Regions from separate parts of the Homo sapiens genome. Here region 2 is linked to region 1. The links are chromatin loops, found by intact Hi-C in ENCODE. Cell type or tissue: gastrocnemius medialis. All regions are shown on one strand.

Region 1 (8,000 bases):
ATATAATTTTTTTTCTGTGTATGTATATATATATTATATATATGAACAAAAGAATCAAAACTGGAACAGAGTGTGAGCACCAAGAGAAGAGTATCTGGAAAGGCACCAAGCAATTATATCCAGATCCACAGCCAAGCAAAGGCAAGTTATCAGGCAAGTTTTTCCATAGAAATACTTGGTGCCTCCAATACGGCACTGAATTTAAGTCCAGCACAGCATCAACTCATGGCTTTCACCAGAGCCTGAACTTGAGAGCAACCACATGAAACAGTCCTTCTTCTACTTATCAGTTAGGTAGAGGAAGTGTCATTAAGTAGTTCAGCCTTCAAGGTTCTGATTTAGGTACCAAAAACGTGTCTTGGTATACCCGTGTCAGTGAATGACCAAGAAAACGAATCCAATTTTCTCTCTGCTCCATACTGACCATAAACGCCTTGACAATCGTAAACCTGAGATCTGCAGACAGAGAGCAGAAGGCAGATGCTTCAACATCGGGCTCAGCCCTGAGCTGGGAGCCATCCCGTGTCTTGGGTGACACAGCACCACACCTTCGCCCCCATGCAACCACTCTGCAGTCCAGCCGGGACTCGGCCCCGCTTCCTAGCTGGGCAGAGAATACCCCTAACATTTGCAAATCAAATGCCTCATTCAGCTCCTCCCAGTTGATGACCATGGAGATGCTGGAGGACAGATGGGCCACCTGTCAAAAAATCTCATCAGGGGAGAGACAGTCAGGAGGGAAAATGTCATCTGCTTAGAGGAGGTCCTGGCTCAGCTGGGGTCCAAGTAAGTCAGTCTGCTGAGTCCTCCCCTCCAGGCATTCCCAGGAAAACTGAGTAGGCTATGGCCAGTCTCTGGGCTTATTCTGTTCCATGGGGGATGTCGGGGGTAGAGTGGGTAGGGGAGTTTCTGGCTGGGGACATCTACACTTTTGGGTCCCCCCACCCCCACCAATGTCCCAGCTGTAAGCCTCTCCAGAAAACAAGGCCTTCCTGCTTTTCCCTAGGCTGTGCCTCCGAGCCCCTCCACAGACCCCAGGGAGGGGGAGAAGGGGGCCCTCAGGCACATGGCCTGCAGCCCATCCATCTCAGCCCATCAGGCAGGCAGGGCTGAGCTGCATCTCCCCACCACTCCCACCCCCCAGCTGTTGCCATGACAGGCCTCTGTGCAGTGGAGATCCAGGCAGCCCAGACACTGGTGGCCAGGGCACGGAGGGTCAACGCCGTGGCTGGGGCAATGCCATATGCCAAGGCCCGCGGCTCCGGGCTCTATCCACCAACAGTCGCCCACTGGGACCCCTCCAGCTCATTGTTGAAGCAGCTGGGGGGCGGGACATTTTATGCTTTGTTGAGAGATAGTCTGCCTTTTTCATCTCTTCCCTAGACCTCTGGCCCCCAACAGAGGCCTAACTATGTTCAGCCCAAGCGCACCAATTGGCTACGAGCCGGGGCTACGTGAGGGCAATGTTGATGCGGCCAGGGTCGCAGAGTGGAGTCAATGGTCCACACCCCCCACTCCCACCCAGGCCCAGAATCTAGCCCCCACGAGCAAAACTCAAGTTTGACAAATTCCCACAGCACAAGCGACCCAACCCATCCGAATTCCAAACCTGTACTGTAATTTCTCCACCCTTATATTCTGTGTGTAGGAATCTGATAAAACAAAAACTCAATCACTCCCACAAACAATGCCTGCTGCCCCATCCATTCAGGGTAACAGATCAAAGGCACCAAGGACAGACAGAGTCATAAACATCAATCTCAATCCCCCAAGAGCTTTATCCCTGGATCTCCACCCCACCCATTACAAACGTACAAATGTGGTCTGGAGGCTCTGGGATGAGTTTCAGGACAAGTGTCTTTACTTTCTGTGCAAGCTGGCCAGGGGAAAAGTTCTAGGGAAAATAAGCTTGTCAAAGTCAATTTTTAAAGGCTTGCTTGTAACTGGAGTGAAGCTTTTAGTTTTTTCCTTCCTTATAACTTAACTTTTAGCCAATAGGGAAGTTGCCTGGCTAATAGGTAAGTTTGTGTCAGTTGGGGCTACAGGAAACTACCTATTACTATCATTTTTAATTTTATTCACTCATTAAGTATTTCTGGAGGGGTTTCTTTTTTTTTTAAGACAAGGTCTCACTCTGTTCCCCAGGATGAAGTGCAGTGGCGCAATCTCAGCTCACTGCAGCCTAGGCCTCCCGAGCTCAAGCCATCCTCCCGCCTCAGTCCTCCAAGTAGCGGGGACTACAGGCGTGAGCCACCATGTCTGGCTAATTTTTTAATATTTTGTAGAGATGTGGTCTCACCATGTTGGCCAGTCTCAAACTCCTGAGCTCAAACAATCCTCCTGCCTTGGCCTCCCCAAAGCACTGGTATTACAGGCATGAGCCACTGAGCCCAGCCAGGGTTTCTTTTTACATAAGCTCAGAAGGACACCTACTAGAGTTCAGAACCCACTCTGTTTTATGTGAATATAATATTCCACTCCTCAGAGGGCCGTTACAGCAGTGGGTCACTCTAATTGCTATACTGCCATGAGAGTTTCTTTGGGGAGTCCAAGCGACACATGAGAACTAGAACTTGGATAGACCTGGATTTCAATCCAGCACTGCAATTCATTATCTGTGAGAGCCTTGATCTCCTCTTCTATAAACCTTATAGGACTGTTGTGAGGATGAAATTGTCAATAATTATAATGGCAAATTCATTGAATTCTTAGTATGGACTAGGCATGGTGCTAGGCACATAAACCTTTCTTATTTAATCTCAACTACACTATGAGATAGGTATTACCATTATTTATATTTCAAAAATGAAACAGGAACAGAGAGGTCAAGCAAGGTGCACAAGATCACACAGCTACCTAATGGTGTAGTTGAGATTTGAACCCAGACAAACATGCATGAACATAAAATTACAATGTGGAGAACAAGTGAAAAAAAGATGGACCTGTGCTATCTGATACATGAAGACAGCACAGACAGAACATGTCCACCATCACAGAAGGTTCTACTGGGGGCCAGGCACAGTGGCTCATGCCTATAATCCCAGCACTTTGGGAGGCCAAGGCAGGCAGATCACCTGAGGTCAGGAGTTCAAGAGCAGCCTGGCCAACTTGGCGAAACCCTGTCTCTACTAAAAATACAAAAATTAGCCGGGTAGGGTGGCAGGCACCTGTAGTCCCAGTGATTCAGGAGGCTGATGGAGGAGAATCGCTTGAACCTGGGAGGTGGAGGTTGCAGTGAGCCAAGATAGTGCCACTGCACTCCAGCCTAGGTGACAGAGCAAGACTCCATCTCAAAAAAAAAAAAAAAAAAAAAAAAAAATATATATATATATATATATATATTACATGAAACCTCAGTGTATTCCATAAACAAAAGTGCCACATCAATTAGCATTTATTAATTTTCTAAAGTCAAATTAGACCAGGCACAGTGTTTCACGCTTGTAATCCCAACACTTTGGGAGGCCTAGGCGGGTGGATCACTTGAGGCCAGGAATTCGAGACCATCCTGGCCAACGTGGTGAAACCCCATCTCTACTAAAAATACAAAATTTATAGCTGGGCATGGTGGCATGTGCCTGTAAGCCCAGCTACTCGGTTGGCTGAGGCACGAGAATCACTTAAACTCAGGAAGCAGAGGTTGCAGTGAGCCGAGATTGCGCCACTGCACTCCAGTCTCCACTGCACTTCAGCCAGAGTAAGACTCTGTCTGAAAAAAGTAATAATTTTAAAAATAAGGTCAAATTAATAACATTTACTAATTACAAAGTCGGTGATAAACATGATTTTTATATATGGTAATTTATATACTACTTATTTTTAAACAATTTTTATTGTGAAATATTACATATGCATATGAAAATGCATAGAAAATAAATGTGGAGCTTAACGAATAATTACAATGTCGATGCCCAGGTAGCCACCATCCATGTGAAGAAATTGAACATTGCCTGTAATTGAGTCTCAATTTCCTTTCCACCCCGCTCCCTGCCCCTTTCCAATCACATCCCCTTCCACCCGCCAGAGTTTTCTGCCATCATGAAGCTGTTTCAGTTGATGAAAACAATGTTAAATTTAGGGTTATAGATGCAAAATCAGCAAACAGCTTGTGAGTTAAGAACGATTTCTAGGGCTACAGTGGCTCACACTTGTAATCCCAGCACTTTGAGAGGCTGAGGTGGGAGGGTCCTTTGAGTTCAGGAGTTCGAGACCAGCCTAGGCAACATAGTGAAACCCCGTCTCTACAAAAAATAACAAAATTATTCAGGTATAGTGGAACACACCTGCAGTCCCAGCTACTCAGGAGGCTAAAGTGGGAAGATTGCTTGAGTCTGGGAGGTCAAGGCTGCAGTTAGCCCTGATCTCGCCACTGTACTCCAGCCTGGGTGACAGAGCGAGACTCTGTCCCAAAAGAAAAAAAAAAAAGGCTTTAACTTTTTACGTGGTTGCAAAAAAAAATCAAAAGAACATTTCATGACACATGAAAATATATGAAATTCAAATTTCAAGGTCCACAAACAATGCTTTATTGAAACAAAGCCATAATCATTCTTTTACATATTGTACGTAGCTGCTTTTCTGCTGCCAGGGCAGAGTTGAGTAATCAGGACATAAACTGCATGTCCCACATGCAATTTATCACCTGGCTCTTTATAGAAAAAGTTCGCCTATCCCTCTTCTAGATGATAACTCATTCTTAAACCAGCCTCAACATCCAATGTATAAATTATTTCTACATTTTCATTTTGGCTATACAGTAATAAAAAACTTTTGATTCACACAGACTAGAGGTTGAGAATGGTTTGTTTGTTACACACCTCACCTTGCAATCTTAAAATACTCTTCAATTTTAAGAGGATCTGAAGACTCAAAAGAGTAGCCTGAAACTTTATTTCCAAGTTGAAATACACACAATATCTTACCTTGGCTTACATTCTTTATCGGAGATATAGAAGTGAAAGAGGAAGCATCTTTAACCTAGGATAAGTGCAGAAAACATCTATAATACCATATTATCAGGACACATATTATGTTTACTCATTATTGTGCAACTGACAAGACAATGCCAAGAACATGCACTGAGCAGATGTGCCTGAGTTCTGTCTGCCAGTGAATGGAGTCGAGCCCACGTCAGCTGTGGCAGTACAAAATTTCATGTGAGCAAACCTGCAAAGCCTGAACTTAGGAAAAAAGCAATTCATTCTTTCTAATCAATGACACATTGACAAGGATTTAAATTGACCTACAGAGACAATAAGTTACGAAAGACATTGGTGGTTTCTGATGTGTTACCATTTGGTAGATAACACTCATGTGTAGACCTGTTGTTTTTGATAACAGTTTTTGAAAGTCTTGATTTTTTAAAATAGAAATTGAATGCAGTGGTTGGGGAACCCCCAGTTACTCACACATGTTCCACTGGAATGTTCCCAGGATGAGAGAAAAAGTTGGGATTTGTTGTTGATGATTCTAAAGTAGTAATTTTCAGAGTCCAAAGATGGAGATGACTCTGCATATCAGAATTGGGGAAGGAGATGTTATATTCATAACACAGACCGCACAGAGTCAAGTCCAACAAAGCCTTCTTCTTGGGGCCTATGTTGTAAAAAGTTAATGAGCTCTGCCCTGGGACAGAGCTGAGCTGTCATTAGCATGCTTTGTGAAGAGAGGAATCAATTAGCCCACGGCAATGGCTCCATCACCTTCCCAGCACCTTCTAGAACGGCTCCTAACACTCCTTCACTCAGCCAACTATCTTTTCCCAGTCTTTTTCTCGGTTCTGTTCTCCAGCCCCACAACTCCACTGTCCTATGGACCACAACTTTCCTGACCTCCTGCTGCTCTTTCCTCTCTCAGTGCCAGGCCCAGCTGCACCATGTCATCTGCAGACTGATTCCAGAGGCCCCTATCCTGTACCAGGTGATGCCTAACAACTGAAACTGGCCCAAGACCATCAGTTCTTGCTCTGTCCCACTCCAAAACTACATTTCCATGGACTGATTCAGTATGCATCCTTGTGCTAGCTTCATACCTTCTGCCGTATATAAGACTCATGAATGGTACTCAAAGATTCTCATTATATTTTTAATGATTAAAATACTATTAATTGACATATTTATTTTAAAATATTATTTAAATTTTAAAATCAGTTCAATATTATTAAAATACTTATTTTAAAAGGAAATGTTATATTCATCCCTTTGATGGAAAAGAAGCAGGACTGCCGTGCATAAAAGATACCTCATAAAAATCAATGCAGTGGGAACAAAGCAACATTAAATTAGATTCTACATGGGTCCTACTTCAGCTGAGGGTTCTAAGCCTGGATCTTGTTCTCTGCCGTTTAAAGGTGGGGGAGATTAACAGGTTAGAGGGGTGTTAAAGCCACTCTCATCCCAGGCTGAGCCTTTCTTCTTGCCTGAGATCAAGAGGATTTAAAGAAAGTTGCAAGGAGGGGTAACTGTCTTGCTCTGTGATTCGACACTATTTAGGCTGTATTCCTTTACAGTCTAAAATCATCTCTCCTTCCTAGGAGTCACACACATCCCATAGATTGGGAAGCAACACACAGGCATACCTCGGATATTGCAGGTTCAGTTCAGACCACAGCAATAAAGTGAGCCACATAAATTTTTCTGTTTTCTCAGTGCCTATAAAAGTTATGTTTACACCATACTGTGGCCTATTAAGGGTGCAATATCATCACTTCTGGGGGAAAAAAAGGCCATAATTAAAAAACACTTTATTGCCTAAAAATGCTAACAATTATCTGAGCCTTCAGCCCGCCATCATCTTTTTGCCTCGATGTTGATGGCTACTGACTCATCAGGTGGTGGTTGCTGAAGGCTGGAGTGGTTGTGACAATTTCTTATAATAAGACAACAATGAAGTTTGTCACATCAATTGATTCTTTCACAAAAGATTTCTCTGCAGCATAAGATGCTGTCTGAGAGCATTTTACTCACTGTAGAACTTCTTTCAAGATTGGAGTCAATCCTCTCAAACCCTGTTGCTGCTTTATCAATTAAGTTTATGTAATCTTTCAAATCCTTTGTTGTCTTGTCAACAATGTTCACAATATCTACACCAGGAGTAGGTTCCATCTCAAAAAACCACTGTTCTGTCAATGGAGCAGAATAGAGAACCCAGAAATAAATCCACATATTTGCAGCCCACTGATTTTGACAGAAATATCAAGAACACACTTTGGGGAAAGGACAACCTCTTCAAAAAATGGTGCTGGGAAAACTGGATGACCATACACAAAAGGGGGGAAGTAGACCCCCATCTCACACCATACACAAAAATCAACTCAAAATGGATTAAAGACATAAATGTAAGACCTGAAACTATGAAACTGCTAGAAGAAAACATAAAGGAAATGCTTCAGGACATCTTCTAGGCAAAGATTTTATGAGTAAGACTAAAGGCACAGGCAACAAAACCAAAAATAAACAAATGGGACTACATCAACTAAAAGCCTTCTGCATAGCAAAGGAAACAATCAGCAGAGGGAAGAGACAACACACGAAATGGGAGAAAACATTTGCAAACTATTCATCTGACAAGAGACTAATTATCTAGAATTTACAAAGAACAGCATAAAGGTAAATAATTCAATTTTAAAATGGGCAAAAGATCTGAATAGACACCTCTCAAAAGACATACAAATGGCCAACAGGTATATAAAAATGCTCAATACTACTAATCATCAGGGACATGCATATCAAAACCATAATGAGATATCATCTTACCCCAGTTAGAATGGCTATTATAAAAAAAGACAAAAAATAATAAATGCTGGTGAGGATTCAGAGAAAGGGAAACACTCGTGCATTGTTGGTGGAAATGTGAATTGGTGTAGTCATTATGGAAAACAGTATGGAGGTTCCTCAAAAAACGAAAGAGAGAACTACCATAAGATCCAGCAATCCCACTACTGGGTATTTATCCAAAGGAAAAAAAAATCAGAATACCAAAGAGTTACCTGCATCCTCATG
Region 2 (8,000 bases), 57 kb after region 1:
TCTGGAGCTAGTCCCCAGATGCAGACAGATCTACTGACCGAACCACGATCACTCCAACCCCAATCTCCCAAGAGGTTCTGAGGATACAATAGTTCTCAATCCTTAGGTACACACATTGTTCACAGGGAGTGACTCGGTGGTTATTAATGGCTTATTAGGCTGTTCTTGGAGGTAATTTACATCTCGTTTGAGCCTCTGCTTTTCAGGCATTTTTCTGCAAATGGCTGTAGGCTTTTTTCTAAAAAAAAAAAAAGAAACTAAATCCATTGAATACTCATGCATATTCTCCAAAATGCCTTAAATCAGTACCTAAAACTTGAAACTAGTTTTTCCCCCATTGAAGAAATTATCTGGCCCTGATCTCTCTTACTTGCTGTCCTGTGATTGAAAAGAACTTTTGTGGGGGAATTTTTAAAATAATTGCCACCAAATACTTCAAATGGAATTCAGATAGCAGTCTATTTCACGTTTCATGCTTTTGTGACATTCTTGCTCAGGAATGAATCTTTTATGAAAGGTCTATTTTAAGTTGCACCTTCCAGAACTTTATTTTTGTCTCTGAAAGAAAGAGGCAGAGCAGAACCTGGATTCTTCCAATTCACCGATTTACTGTGAGCTTAGGATTGGCTCTCCTGGGGGTCGGCGGGGTGGGGGGTGATGGGCTTCCAGCAGAGGTGGGGGGCACTGGCTTTGCACTCAGCCTTGCCGTTTTTTTTCAATCAGGCTGTTTTATTCAACTGAAAACAACCCCCCGAGGATTTAAGCACGCCTTCTCGCGCTTTCTCCAGCTCCTCCCTGAAGGTGGAAAAACTCACTTGATCTTAAGCACCAACTGCTGTCCGGTCAAATTTCTCACCTCTGCCAGGGAGCCATGCCTTCGAGTTCCCAGCGCCTCGTGGGGTCTGCAGGCTGGTTGTGGCCTCTGTCAGCGGACCCAGAGTTGTTTTTCCAGGTGTGGGGGAGGGCTTCCCCTGAGCCTTCTCCGCCCACTCCTGTCTGTTCATTCCACAGATTTTTTTACTACCTTCCTTAAGAGAAAGTATCTAAAAACTCATAAATGAGGCAAAAAGACACCTTCATGCCCTTTCCCCAAAGCCACCCTAGCATTGTGTAATAAGTCCTGTGTTAGATTGGGTTCCCTTGATACCGACTCTGAGACAGGCAGGTGCAAGACCAGGGTGTACTGGGGCTGCTCTGGGGAGGAACTCTTGTGGAAAGGGAGGCATGGGTGAGGGTGAAGCTCACCCGCAGTGAGGCTGCCGCTGAGGCCTCAGCCTGTCCCATGGAAAGCTCTGGAGCCCAGGTGGCCATCGGTGTTGTTGCAAATTAAGGCAAGAGCACCAGGCTTTGTATCACCTGTTCAAGACCAACCAGAAGTAAGGGAGGGAAGGTATACACGTGGGGGAGGAAGTTTCCTTCCATCTCAGGTGATTTCCAGGTAAGAACAGAGCTGTAAGCCATCTACCCATATCAGCAGCTGATACTCCCAGCAGCTGTGGGGACAGGGCTGAACCCCAAAGAGGGGATCTGGGTAATACCCGAGGGTCCGTCAATGTGAAGGGATGGGCACTTTGACTTAGTACTTATTGCTGATTAAGGCCCAGATTCTAGATGCTAACTTAAAGGAAATTGCTAAGTTGCAAATAATGTTTGTCTGGTAGAGATGCAAACAATTCCTGTCTGATAGAAAAGATAGCCCCGGGCTGGGCACGGTGGCTCATGCCTGTGAGCCACTTTGGGAGGCCGAGGCAGGGGGATCACCTGAGGCCAGGAGTTCCAGACAAGCCTGGCGAACATTGCGAAACCCCGACTGTACTAAAAATACAAAACAATTAGCCGGGCGTGGTGGCAGGCACCTGTGATCCTAGCTACTCTGAAGGCTGAGGCAGGAGAATTGCTTAAGCCAGGGAAGCGGAGGCTGCAGTGAGCCAAGATCGCGCCACTGCACTCCAGCCTGGGCCACAAGAGTGCAACTCCATCTCAAAAAAAAAAAAAAAAAAAAAAAAGATAGCCCCGAAGGTTATAGTTTCATTGTCCTATATATAGGACATAAACCAGTTTTGAATTTGATTTAGCAAAACCATTTTCAGTACTCCCTCTTTCAATGGCTACATCTACGTGAGTCTGTCATATACTCCTGGGACCAATGTTACCATCCTGCTGGTTTCCTACTCTCTTGCCTCACCCTAGTCCTGGCCCCAGCCCCCATGTTCCCTATATTTGCCTGAGTCATGTTTTCAACATTTTTTTTTTTTCGAGACAGGGCCTTGCTCCATTGCCCAGGCTGGAGTGTTGTGATTATAGCTCACTGCAGCCTTGGCTTCCCAGGCTCAAGCAATCCTCCCACCTTAGCCTCCTGAGTAGCTGGGGCCACAGGCATATACCACCACACCTGGCTAATTTTTTTTTAATTTTTAGTAGAGATTGGGTCTTGCAGTGTTGCCCAGGCTGGTCTCGAACTCCTGCACTCAAGTGATCCTCCCACCTTGGCCTCCCAGAGTGCTGGGATTCCAGGTATGAGCCACTGCACCGAGACATGTTTTCAACTTTGACATCTGTGAGTGCCTCCTCTAGAAACGGTGTTGATGCAGCCACCCTCTGGTGAGCTCTGGTGATTTGTCAGGGTCTGTACCTCACTCTAGATGTGATCAGAGGTAGACACGTGCCTACTATGATCCAGGCGTTGTCCCAGATGCAAGGATGAAGCCAAGAGGCTCTACAGGTGTGTTGCAGCTGAGACCCTAGGGCCAGTCAAAGCTGGGCTCAAACCTCACTGCTCACTGTTAGCCATGTGATCCCGAACAAATGATTGAGCCTGTCTAAGCCTCAGTTTTCATATCCTTAAAATAAGGCTAGTAACAATGAGTGCCTTGAGGAACTAATGCCCATAAAATGCTTTGTCTAGGGAATACTATATTCAATGAATGGCAGATATTATCAATAACCATTCTCTATTTTTATTGTGGTAAAATGTATGACAAAATTCACCATTTTAATCATTTTCAAGTGTACAGTTCAGTGGAATTAAGTCCATTCACATTGTGGTACAACCATGACCACCACCCATCTCCAGAATGTATTCACCTTTCCAAACTGATCCTTTGTGCCCATTAAACACTAACTCTCCATTCCCCTCTCCCTCCAGTCCTGGGTATTCACTATTCCACTCTCTGCCTCTATGAATTTGGCTACTCTGGGTACATCTTATAAGTGGAATCATACACTATTTGTCCTGTTGTGTCTGGCTTTTTTCACTTAGCATGATGTCCTCAATGATGTTGTAGCAGTATCAGAATTTCATTCCTTTTAAGGCTGAAAATATTCCATTGTATGCCTGTATATCACTTTGTGTTTATCCAATTCCTCCATCAACCAACATTTGGGTTGTTTCTACCTTTTGGCTATTGTGGCTAATGCTGCTACGAACACAGGGACACAAATATCTGTTCAAGTATCTTCTTTTGATTCTTTTTGGCATATACCTAGAAATGGAATAACTGGATTGGATAGTAATTCTATATTTAATTATTTGAGAAGCATCCATACTGCTTTCCATAATGACTGCATTATTTCACATTCCTGCTAGCGACGCACAAGAATGTTAACTTTCCCACGTCCTCATCAACACTTGTTATTATTTTCTGTTTTTTGTTTTTTTATAACAGGCATCCTAATTGGTGCAAACTGGTATCTCATCATGGTTTTTATTTGCATTATTTGCATTTTCCTAATGATTAGTGATAGCGAGCATCTTTTCACATGTCTGTTAGCCATTTGCATATCTTCTTTGGAGAAATGTCTACTCCAGCTCTTTGCCCATGACTCTCATTGGGTTGTTTGTATTTTGTTGATGTTGAGGGGTAGGACTACTAGCTCTTCTTTTTTTTTTTTTTTTAATTGAGACGGAGTCTCGCTCTGTCACCCAGGCTGCTCTGTCACCCAGGCTGGAGTGCAGTGCTGCAATCTCAGCTCACTGCAAGCTCCACCTCCCGGGTTCACACCATTCTCCTGCCTCAGCCTCCCGAGTAGCTGGGACTACAGGCGCCCACCAACACGCCCGGCTAATTTTTTGTATTTTTAGTAGAGACGGAGTTTCACCTGGTAGCCAGGATGGTCTTGATCTCCTGACCTTGTGATCCGCCCGTCTCGACCTCCCAAAGTCCTGGGATTACAGGCGTGAGCCACCGCGCCGGGCACTACTAGCTCTTCTTAAGAGGAGGAAAGCCACTCTGTGTCCTCCCAACAAACACTCATACACACACTCCAGGCGATGGCCATAGAGTCGAGCCAATGGGACAGAACCCTGAAACACAAAGCAAGGAAGTGCTGCAGCAGTGCACGGACTTGCCTGGAAATCAGCCCCATGAGTCAGGGGTACAGGCTGTACTCATAAGCGGGATACTCCAGCCAGCCTCTGAGCACACTGGGACATTGGTTTCATGAGTGCAGCACACTCTAACCCAGTGAGATAAGAGGCTACAGATGAAGCAACTCAAATACCAAGACAACTTGGCTCAGCACCCGCTGGGAGAGGACGTGGTCTTTTCACTCCAGCTTCTGTACTGGGCTCGTCAATCTCACCTTGCTGAGAAGCTGAACAAACCCGGGCCTGCTCTTCTCACCCTACCTGATGCCAAGGCGATGAGGTAGCCAGTGACCAGGAATGTCTGAGCTTAAAATAGAGATGCCCTGTGCCAAAATGAAGGCTTTCCTTTGGAGTAAGTAGAAGCACCCTGATGTCTTCTAAAAGTCTGGTCCGGTTTCTTTGGGCCATGCATCTAGCCCAGAGCCTGGAACATTAGAAGGGGTTTAACAAAAGTTGCATAGAACTTTATGGCCCTGGGTGAAACCTGGGGAGAGCCCACAGAAAAGTGACTCTCCCCCTTTGTAATGAAAATCAAGGCACCCGCCTTCCTGAAAATCTGACATCCTCACAGCCATCTGAAATCGTTTCCATGGCAAAGCAATGAACAACACATTATATTCATATTAATTTTCTAGGGCTGCCATAACAAAATACCACAGGCGGGGTGGCTGAAACACCAGAAAAAGTTCTGGAGCCTAGAAATCAAGCTCAAGGTGTTGGCATGGGTGGTTTGTTCTGAGGGCTGCCAGGGGAAATCTGTTCCGTGCCGCTCACCTGACTTCCGGTGGTTTGTATTCTTTGGTGTTCTTCGGCTTCTACTGCTTCACCTCAATCCTGGCTTCACCTTCACGTGGTATTCTCCCTGTGCTTCTGTGACTTTCCATAGTCATCTTCCTATATGACGCCAGTCATACTGGACAAGTGGCCTGTCCTTCTCCAGTACAGCCTCATCTCAACTTAATTACATCTGCAATTACCCTGTTCCCAAATTAGGTCACCTTCTGCAGGACTAGGGGTTAAGACTTCAACATATGAATTTTGGGGGACACGATTCAACCCATAACAGCATCCAAAATCTATTTCAGCCTGTATCAAAACATCTTACGTACCCCTAAATATATACACCTATTATGTACCCACAAACAATTTTTTTAAGTAAAAGAAAATTTAAAAATGAAATCTATATCTGTCACCTCTTTTCATTCGGAAAAGCCACAAAATAGCAATGATAATATTTCCCAAATAATGTTTGCAGAAGGTTTCTTTTCATTTGGGGAATCCCTACCCCCTAGCACAGGCCTTATAGAAAAGGTAACAACACAGGTTTCAGAGTCAAACAGGCTTTGCCTTGAAGCCCGGCCTCACCATTTCCTTCCTGGATGACCTAGAATGTGTTACTTAACCTCTCTAAGGATCAGATTTCTCATTTATATACAGAAGATAAAAATATTGGGTTGGTGCAAAAGTAATTGCAAAACCCACAATTACTTTTGCATCAACACTAATAATCAAATTGCAGAGTTGTTGGGGCAAAGAAGGTAACATGTATTACTAATCCATAATAAAAGCTTAGATGCATCAGTGTGGGAGAATGCTAATTGCCGCCTTTTCTCGTAGCAATAGAGACCCCAATTTTTAGTGGTATATGACTACCCAACTTCTCCATGCTGCTAAGTGTGATCCTGTGGCCAAGTTCAGCCAATGGCATTGAAGTACACGCGTCAAGTGGCAGCTTCTAGGAATCTTCACTAAAGCGAACGCTGTGCACACTCTGACTTTCTTCATTATCTCTTCCACCTGTCTGTTGTTGATGGACATGATGGCTGGAGCTGGAGCTGCCACCTTAGACCATGAGGTGACACTGGGAATGGAGACATGTATGGTGGACCAACAAGACAGAAGGAATCCAGGTCCATAATGCTTCCTAGAGCAGAGCCCCACACCCATCCTGGACCACCTGCCTCTGAGGTTTTATGGGAGAAAGAAACAAATTAGCATCTTATTTAAGCTGCTGTTACTTGGGCAGGGGCGGCCACTATTACTTGGCAGCTGAACCTAATCCTGACTGATACAGTTGGGTCCTTTCCCTGGCTCATACCAAGTGATCCTTAAATGTGTGTTGAATTGGATTATGCCTGTGGTGTTGCATCCAATTTCACAAGTTTCCATAGTTGGACTTCAGGGTTAGGCGTTCTGTCTCTGAAGAGCAGAGGGGCAGGTGCCTCTCCTTCAATCCATGTCCCTGTGCAAGTAGTGGTGAGTTTGTGACTCAGAATAAAAACCCCTCTAGCCCTTTGAGCACAACGGAGCCTGTTACTGAAGGCCTGTGCGGTAGTTTGTTCTATTTGCAGTAGAATGAGGGTGGGTAAGAGGGACGAAGAGAAAGAAGTAGAGAAAAAGCAAAGCAGTTCTCTGTGCCATTCCACTTTCTCTCCCAATCTCCCAGGAATAGGGATACTATTTCTTTTTTTAATATAGTGCTTTTTTTTTGTAGAAATACAGGGTCTCACTAGGTTGCCCAGACTAGATTCAAACTCCCGGGTTCAAGTGATCCTCCTGCCTCAGCCTCCCAAGTAGCTGGGACTACAGGCATGCTCCACCATGCCTGGTGCAGAGTTGCTATTTCTTGAATACAGTTTATATCCATGATTACCAATCCTGCAGGCCAGAGAACATTTACCCTGCTTTGTACACAGTGTTCTACGGTTTGCTCAAGGCTCACAGCTATGGAACCACAGAGCCAGGATTGGAGTCCACGTCTGCTGGGCTTCAAAACCTGAGCTCTCCTCAAACCCACATATTATACATCTCCCCCAAAACCTATCCATCTTGCTGTTTGGAAAAACTTGTAATCCCAGGCCTGCAATCAAGTTGTTCTGAGTTGCTGTGACAGCAGGAGCCCACCACAATCCAGGACACACAAGGTGGCGGAGAGGATGGGCTTCCAAATGCTGGGATATCAAAGTACAAATCCCTGCTCTCCGGCTCAGCATTTGTGTGACTTTGGGTACATTCCTCGGCCTCTCCATATTCATTTCTTCATCTGCAAGCAGTAAGAACACCCATCTCAAGGGTTTTCCATGAAGGCTAAGTTTTAACCAATGTGATAACTTATATAAAGTGTCTGGCAAAAGAAGGAGCTTGTATTAGTCCATTCTCACGCTGCTATAAGGACATATCCAAGACTGGGTAATATATAAAGGAAAGAGGTTTCATTGACTCACAGTTCCACAGGGCTGGGGAGGCCTCAGGAAACTGACAATCATGGTGGAAGGGGAGGCAAACACGTCCTTCTTCATATGGTGGCAGCAAGGAGAAGTGCAGAGCGAGGCAGGGAAAGGCCCCTTTTAAAACCGTCAGATCTCATGAGAACTCACTCACTGTCATGAGAATAGTATGGGGGGAATCACCCCCATGATTCAATTATCTCCCTGTGGTCCCACCACCTGGGATTATTACAATTCAAGATGAAACTTTGGGTGGGGACATAGCCAAACCACATCCGAGTTCAATAAGTATAACTAGTAACTCTCTTCCCCTTGGTTTTTTCTAGAAATTCTGCCTAGTAAGAAATACGCGGGAACACATGGGGCAAATCTAACTGGTCCCTCCAAACCACCCTCAAGCCCTTTCT

Evidence for each region. Peaks named below come from ENCODE experiments on the same cell type or tissue, not always from the same donor. Only the 100,000 strongest peaks of a DNase experiment are listed, where the experiment ranks them.
Region 2: it touches region 1 in a loop (2.6-fold over the local background); 3 of 110 quality-filtered maps call a loop at or near these places.

What each region holds. Positions count from the first base shown.
Region 1 is chr17:65,402,130-65,410,129 of GRCh38, forward strand. No RefSeq gene overlaps it. Among named protein-coding and RNA genes, the nearest start is that of LINC02563, 51 kb to the right of the region's middle. In gastrocnemius medialis, no CTCF peak of the experiment used is centred here; DNase peaks (open chromatin) are centred at 3,612 and 5,112; H3K27ac peaks cover 3,489 bases.
Region 2 is chr17:65,458,978-65,466,977 of GRCh38, forward strand. No RefSeq gene overlaps it. Among named protein-coding and RNA genes, the nearest start is that of LINC02563, 5.4 kb to the left of the region's middle. RefSeq lists enhancers at 1,016-1,649, 1,650-2,283, 2,284-2,916. In gastrocnemius medialis, no CTCF peak of the experiment used is centred here; DNase peaks (open chromatin) are centred at 1,814, 2,234, 4,464 and 5,132; H3K27ac peaks cover 4,846 bases.